Linked DNA regions of Mus musculus: region 1 is linked to region 2. A link is a loop called in an ENCODE intact Hi-C map of the cell type or tissue named here. Cell type or tissue: gastrocnemius. All regions are shown on one strand. Links, peaks and the distances in the headings refer to the core of each region. The heading gives the core; the rest is flanking DNA.

What was found. A loop is a pair of places that touch in the nucleus more often than their neighbours do. Peaks named below come from ENCODE experiments on the same cell type or tissue, not always from the same donor. Only the 100,000 strongest peaks of a DNase experiment are listed, where the experiment ranks them.
Region 1: it touches region 2 in a loop (3-fold over the local background); 3 of 42 quality-filtered maps call a loop at or near these places.

Annotation. Positions count from the first base shown.
Region 1 is chrX:169,827,600-169,838,701 of GRCm38, reverse strand. It overlaps a transcript of Mid1 not described here. Among named protein-coding and RNA genes, the nearest start is that of Mid1, 46 kb to the left of the region's middle. In gastrocnemius, for the core only: no CTCF peak of the experiment used is centred there; no DNase peak of the experiment used is centred there.
Region 2 is chrX:169,879,716-169,890,817 of GRCm38, reverse strand. It overlaps Mid1 (midline 1), which reads right to left. Exons shown (of 10, transcript NM_001290505.1): 1 at 10,909-11,102. Among named protein-coding and RNA genes, the nearest start is that of Mid1, 5.6 kb to the right of the region's middle. In gastrocnemius, for the core only: a CTCF peak has its summit at 6,774; no DNase peak of the experiment used is centred there; H3K4me3 peaks cover 1,644 bases; H3K27ac peaks cover 3,141 bases.

The DNA.
Region 1 (11,102 bases), core at 1,983-9,982, 52 kb after region 2:
CATAAAATTTCTTTCTTAGCCAAACATTTTGAGTTGGAGTCATTTCATCTTTGAAAAAGAGCTCTGGAAAGATGGTTTGAAGAGTGGGAATCTGCTGGAGAAAAAGGAAGCTAAACAAGACCCATTGGGTGGGGGAGGGGTAAGGCACCTCACAGTGCATGCTGGGATGAAGGCTAATTAAGATGTTGACTGAATCGATGCTAATCATGTCCCAGCAGACTCTGCTGGATTAGTATGTAAATTGGTAGACTCTGTTCCGAAATTGCCCTACCAGCTGAGGTCTAATTACTGACTAGACATAACAAATAATAATGGGATTTGTATTTTAGGATGTTTAATTATGGAAATACATGTCTGCAAAAATACCAGTTGTAATGAAGAAAAAGAGATTTCATAATGTTTTACTAAAGGTTTATGAAATTTTACAGCTTTAATAATAAGACCAGAAACAGCAGTGGGTAGAGGGAGACCTTTCGGAGAGCTGGCATTTGTGAACGGGGACCAGAATCAGACTGCTTAATTCACTGCTTAAGAAATTTTCCCTGAGCATCTGAAAGACTAATTGTTTCATTGGTGATACACAGCATCTTGTGGGCTTTTAGTTCTATCACTAAAAGAACTGGGACTGCTCCACGAAGAATAACAGAGCCACCAGGAACTCAGAGGGACTCCTCTGGTAACATGCATTCAAATGGAATTAAAGACAGCAGGCTGACAATATTCAGAGGAAATTAAGCCACTAAAATAAGGTTTTCTTCACTGAAGTTATTCCACAATGTAGAAATCATGACATTTATAAATTAGAAAGTTGTTAGTCCAATCTCAAAGCTAGAGTGCATATTTCACGTAGTTTTAGAGAAAAGCAAGTTGACTTCCAGAATCCAATGAATGGATATGCTGGGATAGAAAGTGCTCTGTAACTATTTATTACATCATCGTGTGGCCACACCTTTTCAAAAAGTTTATGAAGAGGTACAAACAGAATTTTATTTTTTTTTCCATTTTTTATTAGGTATTTAACTCATTTACATTTCCAATGCTATACCAAAAGTCCCCCATATCCACCCACCCCCACTCCCCTGCCCACCCACTCCCCCTTTTTGGCCCTGGTATTCCCCTGTACTGGGGCATATAAAGTTTGCAAGTCCAATGGGCCTCTCTTTCCAGTGATGGCCGACTAGGCCATCTTTTGATATATATGCAGCTAGAGTCAAGAGCTCCGGGGTACTGGTTAGCTCATAATGTTGTTCCACCTATAGGGTTGCAGATCCCTTTAGCTCCTTGGCTACTTTCTCTAGCTCCTCCATTGGGAGCCCTATGATCCATCCATTAGCTGACTGTGAGCATCCACTTCTGTGTTTGCTGGGCCCCGGCATAGTCTCACAAGAGACAGCTACATCTGCGTCCTTTCAATAAAATCTTGCTAGTGTATGCAATGGTGTCAGCGTTTGGATGCTGATTATGGGGTGGATCCCTGGCTATGGCAGTCTCTACATGGTCCATCCTTTCATCTCAGCTCCAAACTCCGTCTCTGTAACTCCTTCCATGGGTGTTTTGTTCCCAAATCTAAGGAGGGGCATAGTGTCCACACTTCAGTCTTCATTCTCCTTGAGTTTCATGTGTTTAGCAAATTATATCTTATATCTTGGGTATCCTAGGTTTGGGGCTAATATCCACTTATCAGTGAATACATATTGTGTGAGTTTCTTTGTGAATGTGTTACCTCACTCAGGATGATGCCCTCCAGGTCCATCCATTTGGCTAGGAATTTCATAAATTCATTCTTTTTAATAGCTGAGTAGTACTCCATTGTGTAGATGTACCACATTTTCTGTATCCATTCCTCTGTTGAGGGGCATCTAGGTTCTTTCCAGCTTCTGGCTATTATAAATAAGGCTGCTATGAACATAGTGGAGCATGTGTCCTTCTTACCTGTTGGGGCATCATCTGGATATATGCCCAGGAGAGGTATTGCTGGATCCTCCGGTAGTACTATGTCCAGTTTTCTGAGGAACCGCCAGACTGATTTCCAGAGTGGTTGTACAAGCCTGCAATCCCACCAACAATGGAGGAGTGTTCCTCTTTCTCCACATCCTCGCCAGCATCTGCTGTCACCTGAATTTTTGATCTTAGCCATTCTGACTGGTGTGAGGTGGAATCTCAGGGTTGTTTTGATTTGCATTTCCCTGATGATTAAGGATGTTGAACATTTTTTCAGGTGCTTCTCTGCCATTCTGTATTCCTCAGGTGAGAATTCTTTGTTCAGTTCTGAGCCCCATTTTTTAATGGGGTTATTTGATTTTCTGAAGTCCACCTTCTTGAGTTCTTTATATATGTTGGATATTAGTCCCCTATCTGATTTAGGATAGGTAAAGATCCTTTCCCAATCTGTTGGTGGTCTTTTTGTCTTATTGACGGTGTCTTTTGCCTTGCAGAAACTTTGGAGTTTCATTAGGTCCCATTTGTCGATTCTCGATCTTACAGCACAAGCCATTGCTGTTCTGTTCAGGAATTTTTCCCCTGTGCCCATATCTTCAAGGCTTTTCCCCACTTTCTCCTCTATAAGTTTCAGTGTCTCTGACAAACAGAATTTTAAACAGCCTTGTAACTGCTGCTTATTATCTGCCTATGTTGCTATTACATCATTGGAAGATATAAATCAGCAATAAATCTTTACCAGAGTGTACATTATATTTATATTTATTTATTCCTAATATGTATCAGAATTTTTAGATGTTCTGCCTATATTTAGTACACAAATCTACATGTGTATGCTTGTTTAAATTAGGAATGTGTGATTAAATGCTTATTATGTCCCAATTCTATTCCAGTTTCCATGGGTTTTTTTTTTTTTGAAATTTTCATGAAATTAAAAAAGATAGTTTTGTTATGAGACATCTTAGATTATTTGCTTGTTTTTGTTTTTTGTTTTTTTGTTTTTTGTTTTTGTTATTTTGTTTGTTTGGTTTTTTTGGTTTTTTTTTTTTTTTTTTTTTTTTTTTTTTTTTTTTTTGAGACAGGGCTTCTCTGTGTAGCCCTGGCTGTCCTGGAACTCACTCTGTAGACCAGGCTGGCCTCGAACTCAGAAATCTGCCTGCCTCTGCCTCCTGAGGCCTGGGATTAAAGGTGTGTGCCAACATGCCCGGCTTTTGCTTTTGTTATATGGCACAGATATCAACAAGTGAAATTCAGAGGGAAAACTCATGTTCTCAGTATTTCCATGCCTTGATGTATTTGGAGTTACACATGTATATTGAACATAGGTTTTTTTTTTTTTTTGAACACCCTAACACAAATTATCCACAAAGCTACTATTATTTGATACTTGCAATGTGGAAATTTAGGAAAGAACAGTGCAGTGGGATTTCAGTACAAGGGATATTTAAACTTTGTATTAGAAATTCATTTCATCAAGTAAATTTTATTTGAGAACTCATGCTATTTTTTTGCAGATGTTATTAGTATATTGGTAACTATATTTATTTAGGTTTCAACAGTGGAATTTCTTCTTTCATTATTCTTCAAAAATGTAAGCTAATCCAGTAGTCGTCTCATTCTATAATAGTGTACACATACATCTGAATAAACTTTCCCTACCATCTACCAATCTGCTACTCAATTCTCAACTTCAAGTATTGACATTAAGGGAAAGTTCATATAATTAACAAAGAAGTGTTTTTTCTTTATTACAAGATATTTTAGACTATTTGTTTTGTTATATGGCACAGGAAAAGATATCAGTGGGCAATCTTGTATTTGTCAGTAATCTTAAACTTTGATGGATTTAGGGTTGAATGATGACATCAAACAATACATTACCCCAAAGCCTTATTTCCAATGCTATTTGCCCATGTCCAGAGGCACCAATCTTTAAGTATACATTATTTAAAACTAACCAATAATGCTCTCCTCTAAGCAATGAACAGGTTGGAGGTCAGATACTTTGATGTGACCAATTCAACTCTGTCCCTTTCTTGGCATGACTTTTGGACAAGTTTAACATTTCTTTGAAGTGGTCTACTCATACGTAGGTAAATAGGGCCAAGCCTGAAGAAGTATTATCTTGAATGTGAGCATCTCAAGGTTGACTAACAAGGCACTGGGTAGACTTCACTTTTGGAAATTCTCACTCAGAGGCAAATTACAATTTCAGAGAGTAATGTTGAACAAATGGATTTTGACATTTTATCATTAAATCAAGCAGAAGACTATCTTGATAAATAATAATATTGGTTTTAATGGCACAGAGATAGTTATACCAAAATATGAACACCTTTTGTCATGAGGATATAGACAAAATTCCCAGGTATGCTGTTCCAAATAAGAAAGATCACAGTCGGGCATGGTGGTGCATGCCTTTAATCCTAGCACTTGGGGGGCAGAGGCAAGTGGGTTTGTGAGTTCGAGGCCAGCCTGGTCTACAAAGTGAGTTCCAGGACAGCCAGGGCTACACAGAGAAACCCTGTTTCGAAAAACAAACAAACAAACAAAAAAAAACAAAAAGAGAAAGAGAAAGATCACAGAGTCTTTCCACAATGGCTAAGTAGGGCATGGGAGCCAGGTTTTTGAGTCAAGGGGTGTCAGAAACAATGAGTTCAAATATGGCTGAGCTATTCCATAAGACTCTTCTCCTTTCATTGCATAGAAGAGCTTTCTTAATGGAAACAACCAGCAACAATCAAATGTGAGTACAATAGTAGCAGATATCATACAATTGTGTATTAAGTACACAGAAAGTCAAAAGGTTAATCCAACCTAAATCTTTCTGTTACAAAAGTACAAAACACATTAAATTGGCATGAACTCATATTACTGGTAACCTAATGATAAAGAACAACAACAACAACAACAAAAAACAAAGAACAAAAAACCTCCATATCATTTTCAGTAGTATCTCTTGGGGAGGAGGATTTTTTCCCCTTAGTGATCATTGTAGGAATTTTTATAGATTTCCACAGACAAATGTTTCATAATTTAATGTTAAAGTTTCTATGGTGATTATAGAATAGTTTGACAAAGATAAAAATGTAGAAGTTTGTACTCATTTTTTCTTGGCAAGAATTATTTTCTAAAGACCACCTACATGGAGTGAGTGCCGATCTTCACAGCCAATCAATAATAAGGATAATAAAGATCAAGTCAGAATGCAGTACATTAAAAATCATCCTAAGACTCCTGAGGTACACACATAGCAGAGTGAAAACTTTGGGGTTCATACTTCGCTATAGCCTCTCAGCATCGTGAAAGCATTTGTAAGGAGAATGCTTGGAGCGTACATAACACATTATGTCATTTGATGATTGGAGAAAATGTCCATGCATCCATCCGCTTCACTTCCATGGCTCTGCCCACTTTCCTATATAAAGCGAGTACTCGTTAACTTCAGATTTACCCAGGAAGTCTTGGAGCCATTTAATTTTCAGTAGTCTATTTTTCAGGAGAGCAAAAGTTTCTTGGTGCTGATATCAATTTTTAGAGAGCATGCAGTATAGAAAATTTCTAGTCTTCCCTGTAGTTCAGTCTTACTTGTCCATACAACTGTTAACATTTCACTGTGAACCATGCCCTCCTGATGGCCAGGACTCCACAGGAATTCTTCACAAGAAAAGGAAACAAACAAATTTCAACTCATCATGATAGGGATAACCACCTTTCTTCTGTCTGCACCTTGGAAATGTAGTAATAATTCTCGTAGGAAACACATAACATAAAGCTGTCAGGAATATGAACTGAAACTTGGCCCTGGAGCAAGAATATGTGCCTTCACATCTTTCCCTTTGCAAAATTTGAAACTTAGGACAAATCTATTTTTTAAACTGAAAATACGAAGACGGCAACAACAGAGGTACCTATCTAAAAGGATTGGTATGGAGATTCATTGCATTATACTTGGAATAAAGCAATACATTGCATAAATGTGTTCTTACTAATTGTAACAGTGTCTTCACAGATGGATTTTGAGTCACAAGAGAGAAACACTTTCTAGATAGTGCGATAGCACCAGCTCTTATGGCAGCATACATATAACTTCTTAGAGTCACTCATTTTCTGTCCCACCCAATTATTCACCTGAAATATTTTGTACTATAATATTTTCTGTCAAAGCATTATCTGCCATGCCTCTCAAAGTCTTTATCTTCTCAGCAGAATCTGAGAAGCCATTACACTCTTAACCTTTCTCCTATACTCCATTTTAGCTGGCCTCCATCTACAAAAGTCTGTCACTGAACTTTCTAATATTACCATATTAGTGAAAGTACCATGGCACTTTCACTGCTTGCAATGTTTCCCTACCTACATTTAAAATGCATGGCATTGAAAGTAATGTAGCTCACAAAGATAGGTGCACTTAAATGTCTGAATCTTTGGTGTCAAAATGCGATACTTTATTTTATCTGTCTGGTAGTCTTGATGCAATAAGTTTTTATAATAGAAGGAAGGAGGATGAAGAATGAGGAAAAATAATTTGATGGAACAAACCCCTAAGAGATGAAGAACCAGAAAACAAGGAATGATGGTGACATTCAGAGGCAGAGAAAATAAACTAAATTCTAATTTAGCATCTCCAGAAGGAACACTACTAGGACAGTGCTTCAACTTTACTCCTAGTGGGAGCTTTAGAATGTCAGGAATACAATAAATTTATGTTTTTTTTTACTTTTTGGTATATTTTTGCTAATATGTTGATATACAAAGCAATTGGTAAGGATGTGGAAATAAACTAATAACAGTACTATGAATATAACAGATTATCAGAATATTTATTAATCATTTTTCATTTATTAATCATTTTGGTTTTTAGAAATAGTAACTTCAATGGGAGCAGTGGATGCAGAAGAAAGCGAGGCTGGCTTAAGACAAAGTATACATATATGTATTCCAGTGTCTATGTGGACTGGTGCCATTTACCAGTTACCTAACTCAATCCCAGGTACACAGAATAGAAAGCCAAGCCAACCTCTCATTTTTACATGCCAGTCTAATATATTGATTCTTTAAAATCTATAAGGAGCTGAAGGGGTTTGCAACCCCACAGGATGAACAACAAAACCAACCAACCAGACCCCCACCCCCTGGCCCACAGAACTCCCTGGGACTAAACCACCAACCAAAGAGTACACATGGAGGGACCCATGGCTCCAGCTGCATATGTAGCAGAGGATGGCCTTGTCGGGCATCAAAGAGAGGAGAGGCCCTTGGTCCTGTGATGGCTCAATACCCACTGTAGGGGAATGCCAGGGTGGAGAGGTAGGAGTGGGTGGGTGGTTGGGGTAACACCTTCATAGAAGCAGGGGGGATTGGATAGGGGTTTTGGGGGGACAGGAAAGGGGATAACATTTGAAATGTATATTAACAAAATATACAAAGAAAGAAAAAAGAAATTAAAAAAAACTATACTGTTTCTTCCTTGAAACTTCAAAAGCAGGGTTGTTTTTTGTTTTTTGTTTTTCATTATTTTTAAGGACAGATTCTTACTCTTTTGCTCGGAGTGAATTGACAAACTCATTCTGTAAGCCTCAAACTTGGGCCAATTTTACTTCCTCAGTTTCCTGAGTTTGCTCTATGAATCATCACACTTAGCAACAAAGCACTTTCTTATGCAAGGTTATGTATAGGGACTCCCTTGTCCATAGTTAAATATATCTGCTTACAGAGAATTTCAAGGCAGCAAGCAAATAAGCTAAGCTGAGTGGTAAGAGCAACAGAGAAATGGACTCAAAAGGGCATTGATGGAAGAGGTGATGAATCCTTACCTGCTGCCTCAGTATTCACATGGCACAGTCTACTCCATTCCTAAGCTTTCAGGGACTAAGTTCCCTCATCTTTAAAATGGGCATTGCATCCAGTTTTCAGTGTTGTTGAGCCAAGTAGGTGGTAACATATTTGTAAAGGATTTGGTGAAATGTCTGGTACATGGTAGATCCAAGAAAGTTTATGTATTTACCCATCACAATTCCCATTTTCTTGTAAGTATAATCATAAATCTCATATTCTTGAGATATTTTCTAACATTTTAAAGAAGTCATCTAACACAAAACATGATATTGCAAAGAAAATGGGAAAGAATAATAATTTATAGGGTGTAAAGATTATTCTTACAAAATATTTGGTCTTTGCTTCCCCAACTTATGCAATGGTCAGATTAATTCAGAAGAAATCTTTTTTAAAAAAAATATTTAAATGTCCATCAATGAGAACAACACACAGAGTGTCCCAGGCTATGTGAGAAGATTATTGATTAGCTTCACTTCTAGGTTCAAAGTAGCCAGTATTATAGTTTAATATATAAGTAATTCAGAAGAATTAGTGTTTTCTGTTATTACTGAAAACACATTTGCAATTGAGACACGTGAGTGGGCAAACAATCATTTGAACATCGAGAGATGGTCTTTCTGCCCCTGGCCTTGGCTACCTCTGCAGCAAGCTCCACCAAAACAATGTCTTCATGTTTCACAGCAAATACGGGTTGCCTTGGTGACGACAGACACTCAATAATATATGCCAGATGAATGAGAATCTCAGAAGGTGGTAGTGAAAAATGACCAGCCAAAGTATTTTAAAATATCAACCTGGAAAGAAAATCAATTCTAATAAACTCCATGCTCTCAGTCTCAAATATGATGAAAGTAAATAGTCTTTCAAAGTGGAATAAGCAGAGAATAGTGAATGACATTGATCAAAACCTGCAAAGCTCAGAGGCATCCTCACAGTCCACAGATAAATTGATTTACTGTTATCTCACGCCCCAGCCCCTCCCCCACTTAACTGCCAGCACTCTCTAAGCAACTCCTAAAGGTGGAAGAGAAAACTATTCGGTTGAACTAGTGTTTTCAGTTGTTAGAAGAGGGAAAACCTCTGTAAGTGAAAGGAAATTGAATTACTTTTGGCAAATCATTAGCTCATTTTAGAGAGACCATATTTTTAAATGTTCCCATTAATATGGGTGTAGAGAAATTTATTTAGATTTATATATTTTAAAACCCTGAATGTTACTTAAAAGTGACATGTATAGTCAATTTTGAAAATAATCAGGCCATCTTAATACTGCAATTTAATTAGGAAAAAAATCCTATGGACCTAGTTTCTAACTGAAGACAAAGTTATGGACCTACATAGTTAGTAGAGGGATCGTTATACTTGATCAGTATTTCCAAGCAAGCAGAATCAACTAGAATGATAATTAACTGCATTACAAACACACACACAGACACACAGACACACACACACCCACACACTAAGTTTATAAAGAAATATTGAACACCAGAACATTTCATAAAGCAAAGGTTTTAGTAAGCAGGAAGAAATTCAGTAAGCCTCTTATATTAGGGAGCAGCTAAATTTTTTCAAAGAATCAACAACAAAAATGTTTATGCTGTCCTTCCTTAAGGTGGGGGGAGGGGTGAACAGAGATTTTAGGAATTTGGTTGTAGCTACTAGGAGAGGCTTCTAGGCTAACTGATTGTCTGCTGCTTTCTTCTCTGTACACACCTTCAAACTCTCAATATACTCCTCAGTATATTGCTTGTGGAACACTTTGGCTCAAATAAAATAACTGTATTTTTGAACTCTTTACATTCAAGTATCTCAGGAGGAACTAAAAGGAGATATGTGTATCCATACATTAAAACTGTATTTACATGTAGTATAAATAATGTATATTTGCATCTTTATACAAACAACAAAATCAACTCCAAAAAATAACAGTGTAATCAAGGAATAACATCAGTTGTCAAATTAGGCTGTATGCGCAGCAGAATCTTGGAAAATGTTGAGGGGGTGTGCTACCTCCCCCTCTGAATGTAATGGCAGGTTGCTCATTTCTTCTTTCCAGGGAATACAAATCTATGTGTAATAATTATAAAATAGGATGTTCTGCACAGAAAGGCCAAATTCCATTTGCCCCACTTTTTTCTGGGAATGTTGTATCCTGTTCTTATTCTGTCTGGAACTTACTCTCGGCAGTACTTGGGTTACTAGTCACCATTCTGGCCCACATAGCTCTAGTTACAAATGCAACAAAACACACAAGGGTAAAATACATTTTCCTAGGAACATAAATAATTGAGAATTTTCTCAAAAGGTCTGATTCCTTCACCACCACCAATTCCCATAGTGTTATACTCCCAAACTGTTCAAATTTAGATAAAAAGGTTTTAAGATGTGATTATCTTGCCGATAAGTGAATTCCAGTATAGGCCTTAGTGATTTCATGTGCACCCATTTTGTTTCAGTCCATTACTCAAAAGTGATGCTAATCAAGTTTGGGAGAAGTGAAATTGTTCTCTGGCCACAAGCCCTTTGTGCAGTGAACAGCGACTTTCTCATACACTAGGCAGAGACAATGCAGGATGTCCCCAGAATCACTAACCAACTTCCTTCCTTAGGACCCCACCCCCCAACCCCCATCCCGCACTGCACTTCAAAGGACAACCGTATGCAATAGCTTCCTAGTGTAGTAGAAAAAAAATGCCTTACCAGTGTCTCCAATGTTGATGGAAGAAAATCCCTAGTTGCTGGAGGCCAAGCAACTCGGCCACTTGACTGGGGGTGGGGGGGCTAGCAGAGCTGAAATCGTCCTTCCCTGTTTGCTTTCATCCCAGCGACCTCTCCCAGGATTTTTCTCACAAAGCCCTCTTCTAATTCTCTAATCCTCTCACAAGAAGAAGCTGCACACACACCAGATGACTTCTGCAGTAGCGGCCCTCTCGAGGGAAAGAGGAGGGTTCTTGCTCCTGATTTGTGCCAGGCCAGTCCTCTGAGTCCTCGAACCCCTTTGCACCCCTTTGTGAGCAGAGCACACAGCAAGAGCAAGTGCGGGAATATGCCAGGCTAAGACAGGCGACAGGCATGCAGGTGAGCCTTGGCTCCCTTCTGTGGCTGCCAGAAGCTCTGCTGTCTCCCAGGGAACGCCTCAGCTTCAAACTTCCTCTGAATTTTATAGCTCCATGTTTCCTTCCTGAAGAGAAAGAGTTCCAAGGAGTTATGGAGCAACCAGCTAGGATCTGCCTATATTGGGCTGGACCAAAAAGAGTCCTTGGTAATGTATTATGACTACATGTTTTTAACGCATCCTCAACCTGGAAATGAACTGAAAAGAGCAA
Region 2 (11,102 bases), core at 1,942-9,941:
TAACTAATACTGACATAATTTCCAAGCAGAAAAGCAAAACTAGGTCAAAGCACGTTGGCCTAACATAATAAGCATTTTTGCTTCCAGATTTTTATGATGTAGGCTGTGTCTGCAGGCATTATTGTCTTCTGTTATCAATGTTCGGGGCTGTCACAAATAATTCATGTCTTATCGCTCTTTGTTAGTTAAACCAAAATAATGTAGTATACATTCCAACTGTTCCATTCTGACAGCTTACATGGTAGAGAGGGGAGAAATATTCAGAGAGCATTTCCTTCTGATAGAAGGATTAAACAGTAAATATTCATTATTTTATAGTCTATTTTCATGTGACAGTTTGCTACCTAGAAAATCATGAGCCTCTCAATCAATCATTGTGGGGTTTGGGGTTTTTTTGTTTGTTTGTTTGTTTTTGTTTTTACCTTTTTCACCCAGACAGAAAGAGCAGTAGCATTAATTTCATGGAAAATTTACTTTAAGCACTGACCACAGAAATAAATCTCGACTGAATGACACACCAAATAGCATCCATTTAATGTTTACTTTTCCTTCATACATGCCTTAAATGAACTCATACTTTTCATCCTCTTTCTATTTGTTCCGCATCATTTTCCTGAAAAGCACAGCTGATTAAATCATGAAAAAAATCCTCTTATATCATAAACATTTCATCTAAACAAACATAGTCCCTCCAGTTGTTAACATCAGGCATTTTTTTATATTTAAAATCAGAGTGTAGAAGATATACACAATAGTGACACAAACACCAACTAAAAGACCATTTGACCACTCAGGTTTGTTTGTTTGTTTGTTTGTTTGAGATGTCTCACTCTTTAGGCTAGGTTGACCTGGATAGGCAATATAGCATGATCAGGCTTTGAACTTGTAGCAACCCTCCAGCCCAATCCTTCTAAGTTCCATGATTACAGTTGTGATATACAAGCCCACCTTAACTATGTGGATCTCCAAAAAAACTGCTTTCTTAACATTTTGTAATAGCATATTAATTGTTCATAATAGTGGGGTTCATTGGTGTGTTTTCATACAATTTTCTCCATTGGGACATATATAACGGATTTTAGCCATATTCCTCCATTCTCCTCTCTTGTCTCCCTCCCATTCCCACTGATCCTCTTCTTCCCAACTAGTAAAGGAGGGATTTTGTCTCAAGATTATACATTCTTTTCTGACTATTCACAACCAACAACCCATTCTAATTGTCCCAAAATCTACAACACATGAAATAATAGCATGGGCTCTGAAAGCAGCCAAATTATACCTTATGACAAAGGCATGTGGAATGGACAATAAAAAAGAACAAAATTGGAGAGCATAATGTTCAAGTTCTAGGTGAAAACTAACTTCCTCCTAGGTATGACTAAAGTGCTTCTTGGGCTAAATTGTGTCACTGAAGCTAGTGCTGGCACAGTGATGGTGCTGGTGCGATACGCTGTTAACTCTGTCAGCCAAGTTTCTCTTGAACACACTGTAAATCCCAGGGTGACAACAAGCTTGTAACAATTCTTCTGCCATGACCCCTAACTGCTGGGTTTCCAGATGTGAGCCATTCTGGTCCATATGCTAAACTTTCAACCTATAAACCCTGGTGTTACGGTACACACCTGTAACCCTGACACTTTCTGGCTGAGGCAAAGGAATAGTGAGCTCCAGGCAAGACACAGTAATGTTGTTAAATACCTGGAAAACAAAATTATTGGTTTTGTTTTTTTTTTAACCTAAAAGACCAAACTTTTAACTAGCAATTTATTTTTCTTACCTATTTAAAAAAAATGGAGTCTCCCTATGAAGCCAAGGCTTCCTTTAAGCACTTGGTCTCCATAGCTCAGCCCCTTGACTGCCAAAACTACAAGTATGCCCCACTTACCATCACCTAACTAGAACTTTCTGTTTGAATCCCTAATGTATTTCCTATATACTAGATCTTATATAAATATACAAATTTTGGGCTGGACAGATGGTTCAGTGTATAGAGTACTGACTGTTCTTCTAGAGGTCCTGAGTTCAATTCCCAGCAACCACATGGTGGCTCACAACCATCTGTAATGAGATCTGATGCCCTCTTCTGGTATGTCTGAAGACAGCTGCACTGTACTCACATACAGAAATAAATAAATCTCTTTTTTTTAAAGATATGTTTTAAAAAATATATACAAAATTCTATTACTTCTATCTCTCTATTGCTTTATCTGGTGGCTTATCTACCTAATACTAAGTCAGAAAAAGAAAATCTCATTTGTCCACTTTTTTTTCTTCCTACTCAAAAAGATAATCTGGAAAATACATTCCACTGTAGCAGCACTCTAAAATTTGACATGTGATAGGAAACAGAGTCTACTAAGTGTACTGTGGAAATGTGGAAGTGTTGTTGTCTCTATAAATCACCAAATGGATGTGAAATTTCATTTCCACAATTTTAACCAGAACTTTCAGACAGTGCATCACACTGAGAAGTAGTAAAATCTCTTTGTCTTGAATGTCACTCTACTGAATGTAAGCTCAACCTGTACACAGTGAAAAGACTTGGTCTTTAAAAGGATACCCTCTAAGGCAGGCATGGTGGCACACATCTAAAATCCCAGCACTCAGAAGGCAGAGGCAGGTGGATCTCTGTGATTATATGAGGGCAGCCTGGTCTACATAGTATATTTTTGGATAGCCAAGGTCATTTAGAGAGACTTTGACCCCAGTCCCATCCCCCTCCAATAAGGAAAGAAACAAAAGAAAGAAAAAGAAGGGAAAGGAAGGAAGGAAGGAAGGAAGGAAGGAAAAGGGAGAGGGAGAGGGAGAGGGAGAGGGAGAGGGAGGGGAGGGGAGGGGAGGGGAGGGGAGGGGAGGGGAGGGGAGGGGAGGGGAGGGGAGAGGAGAGGAGAGGAGAGGAGAGGAGAGGAGAGGAGAGGAGAGGAGAGGAGAGGAGAGGGAGAGGAGAGGAAGAAAGGAATGTGGAAATATTCCTTTTGTTGCTAAATAAATATGACTTGATATTTACCTGGCAAAATAAACTAACTATACATTTGGCTATGATCTAAAACTTCAAGTTAGCCTCAGTGAGAACAAGCTTTACAGATCCTATCTTGCAATTTAGGCTTTGATCAGTTAGGGGCAATTCCCACACCAGAATTATTTCTACCATCAAGATAAGCTGCTTGGTATGTTCTGTGTTGGGTCTTTGGCAGAATATAACTGAATGGTTAAGCAACCACAAAATACTTTAAGTTTTTTTGATACTCATCAATTACTCTTTACCATACCACTGACCACTCAAACATTCTTTCTTCTTCAGGGCCACTCTGATCTTTATATTTCCCATCTTTCTACTAAGGTTTACCTCTCATGTTTCCATAAAACACTTAATAACTCTCTCTGTGTTTCAACACCTGTATTTGGATCTGAGAATTCAAGGATACCTTAGATGTGATTCTTGCTCTAAAGTAACTCAATTTCAAGATAGCCAGAGCTATAATTAACTGGAAATAGACTATCCCAAATATGAATGTATATAAGGGCCACAGCCATTTCCTCCTGTTTATTTTAATCCAAATAGCATACAAAGAAAGTCCTCATAAACAACCCGAACACACACATAGCATCATTGTTTCTTTGTTACTCCTCTGTGGTTCTCTGGCTGTCATGCATAAAGGCTCTTCTGAATCCACAAGTTCAGAGAGGATGCTGAGAAAGGTCTAGTGAATAGATCTGAAATATAAGGCAAGCATGCTAGCAAATCCTGTCTGTCAAGACATGACCTGGCCCCTAAATATTGTCTCCTGACAGGGAAGTCATGTGTTTTGTAGCTCTGGGCTCCACTGTTTGAAATTCTTCACTGTTTGAATTTCCCCAATTAAAGATTCATTCTAAGGATTAAAAGGCTATGACAGTTTTATCTTATCTATATGAATTCTCTCCCAACCTGCCCTGAAGACCACTGTCCTAAAGAAATAGAGATGTGGTATGTGTACAGGGAAGGGGAGGCAAGAAAAGGATAACAGATAGGCAAATATGGATTCACTGCATGTTAAATTAGGTCAGGTGGGGAGATACCTTGGAGGGACCAGAATATCAGAAGTGAGAGAGAAAGGAAAAAAAAACTAGTGTAAACTTTTTCTATTTCAAATATTGCTAAAACTGTTCTGGTATCAACAAGTATGGTAATTGTTTTGTATTTCCATCCTTTATAGAATAGTAGCATGTTCGTAAAACTCGGAACTTGATCTCAAATTAATCAGATTGAATAGCTTTCAAAATAATGAGTAGTGTGTGTGTGTGTGTGTGTGTGTTCATGAGCATGGAGTATGCACATGATATTCCTCAGGAATACTATCCAGCTGCCTTTTAAAATAATGTTTTTATTTATCCTTTGATATATATATATGCATATATGTATATATATGTATACACACACATATATATATAATAAAATTTTAAGCATACCCATATTCTTATTTCCCCTTCAACTTCCTCAAGACCCCACCCAAAAAGGTCCCTTCCCAACTTCATGTCCTTTGTAAAATAAAATTAATCTTGATGTGTTCTTTTAGTGCTACCCATGTGCACCTGGATCAGGGGCTACGCACTAGAAAATAAGCTCTCCCAGTGGCCATACTCTAAAGAAAATTAACTCCCTGCTACAGTAGCCATCAATATACAAATAGAGCACCTTCATATACATGTTACAATATTTACTGTCATCTTCTTCCTTTGAGACTGTCTTTTATTGGCTTGCAGTTCACTAATTCTGCTAGGCTGATATGCCAGTGTTCCATACTGACTCCTAGTTTCCTCCTTCTTATTGCAGGGAACACAATGCACTACTATTCCTAGCATTTTGATGTGGTTCTTGGGTATCAAGCTCCTTTGCTCAGGTTTGCAAAGCAAACATTTTTCTGGCTGAGCCATGCCCACAAACCCTTCAAAGATAGTGTTTCAAAATGTCCGTGGCACAGATCGTGGTGGTACATGCCTTTAATCCCAGTACACGGGAGGCAGAGGCAGGTGGATTTCTGAGTTCGAGGCCAGACTGGTCCACAGAGTGAGTTCCAGGACAGCCAGGGCTACACAGAGAAACCCTGTTTCGGAAAAACTAAAAAAAATAATAAAAAAATGTCCATGGCCTAAAAAAATGTCCATGGCATCATTTCTCACTTGAAAAATTTCTAGTTTCAAACAAGAAACTTGAAGAACACACTTATATAGGAGTCAAAGGTTTGGTGAGTCTAGATAATATTTGTATAATTGTATATCTCAAAGGGTTAGAAAAAAGGATTTTAAAATGTTTTTGCCATAAAGAGTTGGTAATTTGAAGAGACAGATACCTTTAACTTAATTATACAGGATATGGATGCACTGAAATATCACATGGATCTCATTAGTATGTACAATTTTTATATTTCATGCATCAGTTAAAGATCAAAAAACATGATACATATGAAATGTCAGTGAAACCCATTATGTTGTGTGCTTACTAAAAAAAAATCAACTACAAATAAAAGTACAGTACAAAGCATACACTCTCATATGCTAAAAATAAACTTAAAGTAAATAAAAATATATTGGAATACTCAATAAAATGGAACATGAAGCATTTATAGAGTTGGGACTCTGTATTAGGTATTTTCTCTGATAAATTGATTTTAGCAAAGAAATCATGAGTGTCTACAAGTGAACATGGAAATAAAATGTCACAAATACAGATTATTTCTCAGCTCCATTAAGTTCAGTAAATTTTAGGCAATCATTAGTTTTTAAAGGGATTTTCATCATTACAAATAAATATAGGGAAGAACAAGCAAACAGCCATTCTTCTCATGTAATAATCTATATTATACTACTGGTATCAAACCTATATACTAGATTGGAAGTACTTTGAAGTCAAGGATTCTATCAAACTATGTTGAGAACCCAAAAGACATCTGAAATACAAAAATCACTCACTGTGTAGTTTCTTCTAAATGAACTAAGTAGATTAATTCTGGAAGTGCTCAGTAAATTTTGAATGATAAGAGATGGGAAGCCTTGGTATTTTATTTATCATACATAGCTGACTGAATATGGAATGTTTAACAGTCACTTACATGCTACAATCAGGACCACTTACTGCTTTTGCCTTTTTAACTCAGAACCTGTTTTTTTTTTTTTTTAATATAGTTTTGTTTTGTTTTTGCACAAAGGAGATAAACTTTTACGGTTTTAGTTTTTGATTATTTTCTTTTTAGTAAAGTTCCCTCTTTTTTGTGTGTCTGGGTACCACAACTTTTTACTTCCTTAACACCACTTACTGGAGGACTTTAAAGATCTTAATGTTATGTCAAAGAATATCTTCATCTAAGGGAAAAAGAAATCTTTAACTCTGATGAGCATCTAACAGCGTGTCCTCTAGTTAAACGAAATGTCTACATCATGCCAGTTAACAAGAGTCAGTAAAGAACCTAAAACAAAACCGGTCAGATGAGTTTGGTTTCAGATGAAAGGGGCTGATAATAAACCAAAACTCTTCCTCAGAAACTTCCCCACATCCACACAGATTAGGCTCCAGTTTGACCTGACTCTATCACTCTTGCTTTAATCAAAGTGTATTTGATATCCTCTTCCTTGAGCGAACTAGTTTTCATAGTAGATTCGGTCACAAGGTTAAAGAATTGGTAACTAATCACTCTTATAAGCAGAGTAATCTCTCTGGTCCTGCTTGGGTATGCCTGCAGTGGTGTCCAAGGCCTAGGTGTTCGTCAAGGAAACTTCAAATCTGACCCCTGCAGGTAGATAAGTGAAATACACACTTCCAGCCAGATCCTGGCATTTCTTTTAGAGTCTGGAATTCTAAAACTGACAACACTCAGACTAAGCACAGCAGAGATACTGACAACATTTACATATTTTAGCCGTCTCTTTCATCTTACAATTTTCTCTGGGAGCGTAGCAAACAGTTGATTAAGAAGAATTTAACTTACTTTTAACAAATATTCTGACGTGGTTAGTCATATTTTTTTTCTTATCTATTGAACTCTAACTGACTTGGAACAACTGGGATACTCAAATCATGTGGACAAAAAATATCCTGATTTGGCCCATCTTTTCTTAATCAAACAAATTACTCTCTGACCAAATACTTCCCCACCCCCCTCAACAATGTAAGCCTAGGTTTCCATAACTACCTTGGATGTCTATTTACCACACAAGGGATCAAAGCCAGGAGGCATCCACAGGCACAGCTCGCCTTCAAACTTTGCAGGAATGTCTGCGGATAGCATACAACTACCAATTAACAGATTTGTTTGAAGCCTATGCGGTCCACAGCCAGACAAACTCAGAACATGAGTCACGCTGAACACTAAGGAAAAACCAACTCAAAAATTACTTTGAAACAACCAACAAATATCTTTTCGTTGACAAGTCCTACAATGGTAACATTTCCTGAAAGATAGGCAGTAGAAAAACAAATAAAATCTTAACATACGCTGAAGACATCAAACTCTCTAAAAGCGTATACAAAAACTTAAAACATCTGTTAAAGGGGACCCATTTCTCAGATACACATTTAAAATTCCAGTTATAGCATCTTCCTATTAAGTGTCATAAAACTGCCTGATCTTAATGTTGGGACAAAGGAAATCAGAAAGGTCTTGTCCTTTAAACTTCTCAAGGCTTTCATTTCTAAAGAAATGAAGCTACACAGCATACTCGAGACATTGTATGCTAGTAACAGAACAAGAGGAAAGGAACATTGATGGAGAGGTTTTGGTTTTATTTTACAGGTAGTCTTTCTGGGTGGGTGAATTCCAGACTAGGAGACCAGCCTCTAACTTGCTGTTCTCATTATTTTTAATCTTTTCTTTTTTTTCTTTTTTCTTTTGTCTTTGCCTTCACTTCACCATTTGTTCGATGAGGATCAAGCTGCCCTTCATTCTCTCCATGGAGGTGTGGTTGAGAATAAATAGATGATATTTGTAAAGGACTTTCTAATCCTCTGAGGAAAGATTACTGCCAGGACTTTCATTAGTAAGCCAGATGTCCTTGGGCATTTTAACTCCAATCTAAAGAATGCAAAATGGGCTGACCAAACTCAATCACAGCTTCCTTGCATCAGCAGCATCGTAGCCTCACAAAAAACAAAATAGCAGCTGGGAGACCAAGAGACTAAAAGAAAAGTCATCTCAGCTGCTTAGTATATTTCTCTAAAGTTATTGGGATTCTAAAATCCCAAAATATGCCTGGTAGGGAATTTCATCTGGAGATTCTATTTTTTTCCAACTTGAGAATGAAATATTTGTTCTTAGTCTGTGGTGGGACAATTAATGTGACTTGCTATTTAGGGAGGATATTTGCAGTTGTGGGAATGTCATAAGCAAACCTGTTGTTTTTGGCTGGACTTCTATAACAGGTGGCCATGCCTTTCCTTTTGCCTGGGAACGCAGCAAATTCCTTCTCAAAGAAGAATCTGAAAAGTTTTCCATTTTTTTTTTTTGATCAAAGTGCCAAGAGAGGTTGGCACACTTTAAAATGACTTCCTGATGAACTTGTCAGGTTTATGTTTGTTTGCTTGCTTGTTTCATTTACCTTATAAGAATTTTGACCTGCACTGTTTGTGTGCTGACAATCTGGTAAGAGCCCAAACTTTCTGAGTCTTACACACAAACATGTAGCCTTCTAATTGTGTTGGCGAGTTTTGGGCTATGGAGAATTTCTAACTAGTTAGTGGTAGGGATCTGTCCTGGCTTGCCACCCCACTGTTCGGCATTTGCACAGCCCTAGGGACGGATCACTTACCAGCAAGAGGATTGTGTTTCATTGCTGAGCTGATGACACATGGGTTGGTTTGATAGCTAACCCTGCAAATACAGCCAGGGGCTGCTGGGCCTAAGATGACAAATTGGTTGGTGGATGTTATTCCTCTGCCTGAATGAAGTGGTAAGGTCTCTTCCCCTCCCCCAACAAGAGAAACAAGAACAAATCTGGGACTCGCCCATGCAGTAATGCTACCATCTCATGCCTGGTTTCTTGTATGAACAATGATCGCTACTCTTGCATCTCCTCCCCCAGTCCCTCCCTCTTTTCAACTACCCAATAGGCGAAAGAACAATGTTATATATGTATCCAGAGATGTGGGATGAAAAGATGGTCATTCATTAAATAACTAAGGAGTTACTACATGCCTACTTGTACAGTTAAAACTTCAACACTGGGCTGTTTGCCAACTTCATACAAATGCCACAGTTCCACATGGGAAAAATCATCCCAAGCTCTGGACAAGCCTGCCTGAGGCATCAGACAGAGGGAGTGTCACCCCATTCCAGAGGAACTGTGTGGGCACAAAGATTCTAAAAATTGAGTTCACACATCACCGAGGACAAGACAGGTGGCTTCACACAGCATCAAATAACTTCTTTGTTCCGGCTTAGGACCTTTGTGAAAAATAGTATTGTGTACCTATTCTCTTTCTTGCTCCTATCCAGCAAGCCTCCTTGCCCCTTTTGTCTATCTCATGTGCTTGCTAGAAATTCAAAGAATGAGGCTGCTCTATAAGATCGCAAAACTTCGAGAAAGCCAGCCTCTGCACCACTCTCCAGCTAGGCAGATGCAATTTGCTGAAAGCACACACACAGTCTTTCATGTGCTTTTTTCTGTACTCCTGCAATTTCCCAAGCTCGTCCAGAAGAGCAAGTTAGCGAATAAGAAATGTGAGGGCCTTTGCTCCTGACCTTTCATGCAGGGCCTCTGCTTTACCTCTGCGGCAGTGAAACGGAAAGTCGTAAACCCCTTGGCCCAACCACTCATGGGAAGGTTTACTTTCGCCTAAAGTGAACACTTTGGGGTGGGGCACACCCAACTCAACTGGAAGAAAAAAGAGAAGAGGTTTTCCGGTGACAAAACAGATGCTCAGTTTCCCACCCGGAGTTACTCCGCTCTGGCAAGAGTAACTAGCATTCCTCCCCGGGAGTCTCTGTCCTTCCCAGTCACTGAAAGGCTTTTACTTTTGTCTTTCCCTTGTGAGTATCGATCTCGGCAATAAAACATTGACGTAAGATTTTTTTTTCCAACTGTGATAGAGTTGTAAATTACACCCTCTTCTAGGCTTTGTAATCCAGTCTTTCCTTTTCTCTTTTTCCTCAACGGCAAAGCTATAAACCTCATAAACTTCTACCTAAGTTGATAAGGAATTGTATCCCTATGCCCTAGAGCGACGGAAGAAGCTGCTGGCTTGGAATTCTTCACAGAGACACACTCAAGACCGGTCTCCCTTCAGTACTTCCGGGACTGTGTTCTTACGTCCAGCAGCAACACAAAATACAACTCCTAAAGTGCTAGAACGGTTTTTAAAAAAGTCTGTAACACCCCCCTCCCCCCTCCCCGCGCCTGCCTCCGCTGGAAGTGCAGCTTGTTCCATCCAGACTGCTTTCGCCTTCTCAGCCTCGGACACACAGTAAAGTGCTCAAAACGTGAAAGCAAAATAAGATAAGAGTCCCAGCGTGCTTCTTTGTCAGACTGTGCAGTTGTCTTTATTCTAACCTGAAGCATAATAGGGTAGAGGCTAAAAGCTTGAGATGAATCCAGCACAATACATTCCAGAGGCCCGCAAACTGGAATTGATTTGCATATTCCACAAACCGCTCTGAACCTTTTACAAAGACTGCCTGACATCAGCAACCACTCTTAGAAGCAAAAGCTGGCGCGGGTAGGTAGTAAGGACGAGGCAGTGGGGTGCCGGCAGGTGATGTGCTTTCTAAGGTAGCCTTAGGAAGAGAAGGCAGTCCCCTCCTTCCACCTAATGGATCTGCTGGAACGCTGCGTTTGATCACTCCGCCCGCTCTGGGAGTAACAGGTCGCAGGGGCCCCAAGCTAAAGCCCTCCTTCTGTGGCTGGCGCCAGCACAGCTACAATCACAACCCCCAAGCTTACCTGCCTCATGTTTAGAATTCCATGACCCATCCGGCAGGGAGCAAGCTGCTCGGAAGCGCACCCGCAGGCTTCCAAGCGCAGACACCAAAGCCGGCAGAAAAGCCCACAAGACAAAAGCAACTCGGTCGAATCCACAGGCAGCAAAGAGCACGTTTTTCGTCCCCCTCCCTTTTTATTCTTTGATCTGCTTCTAG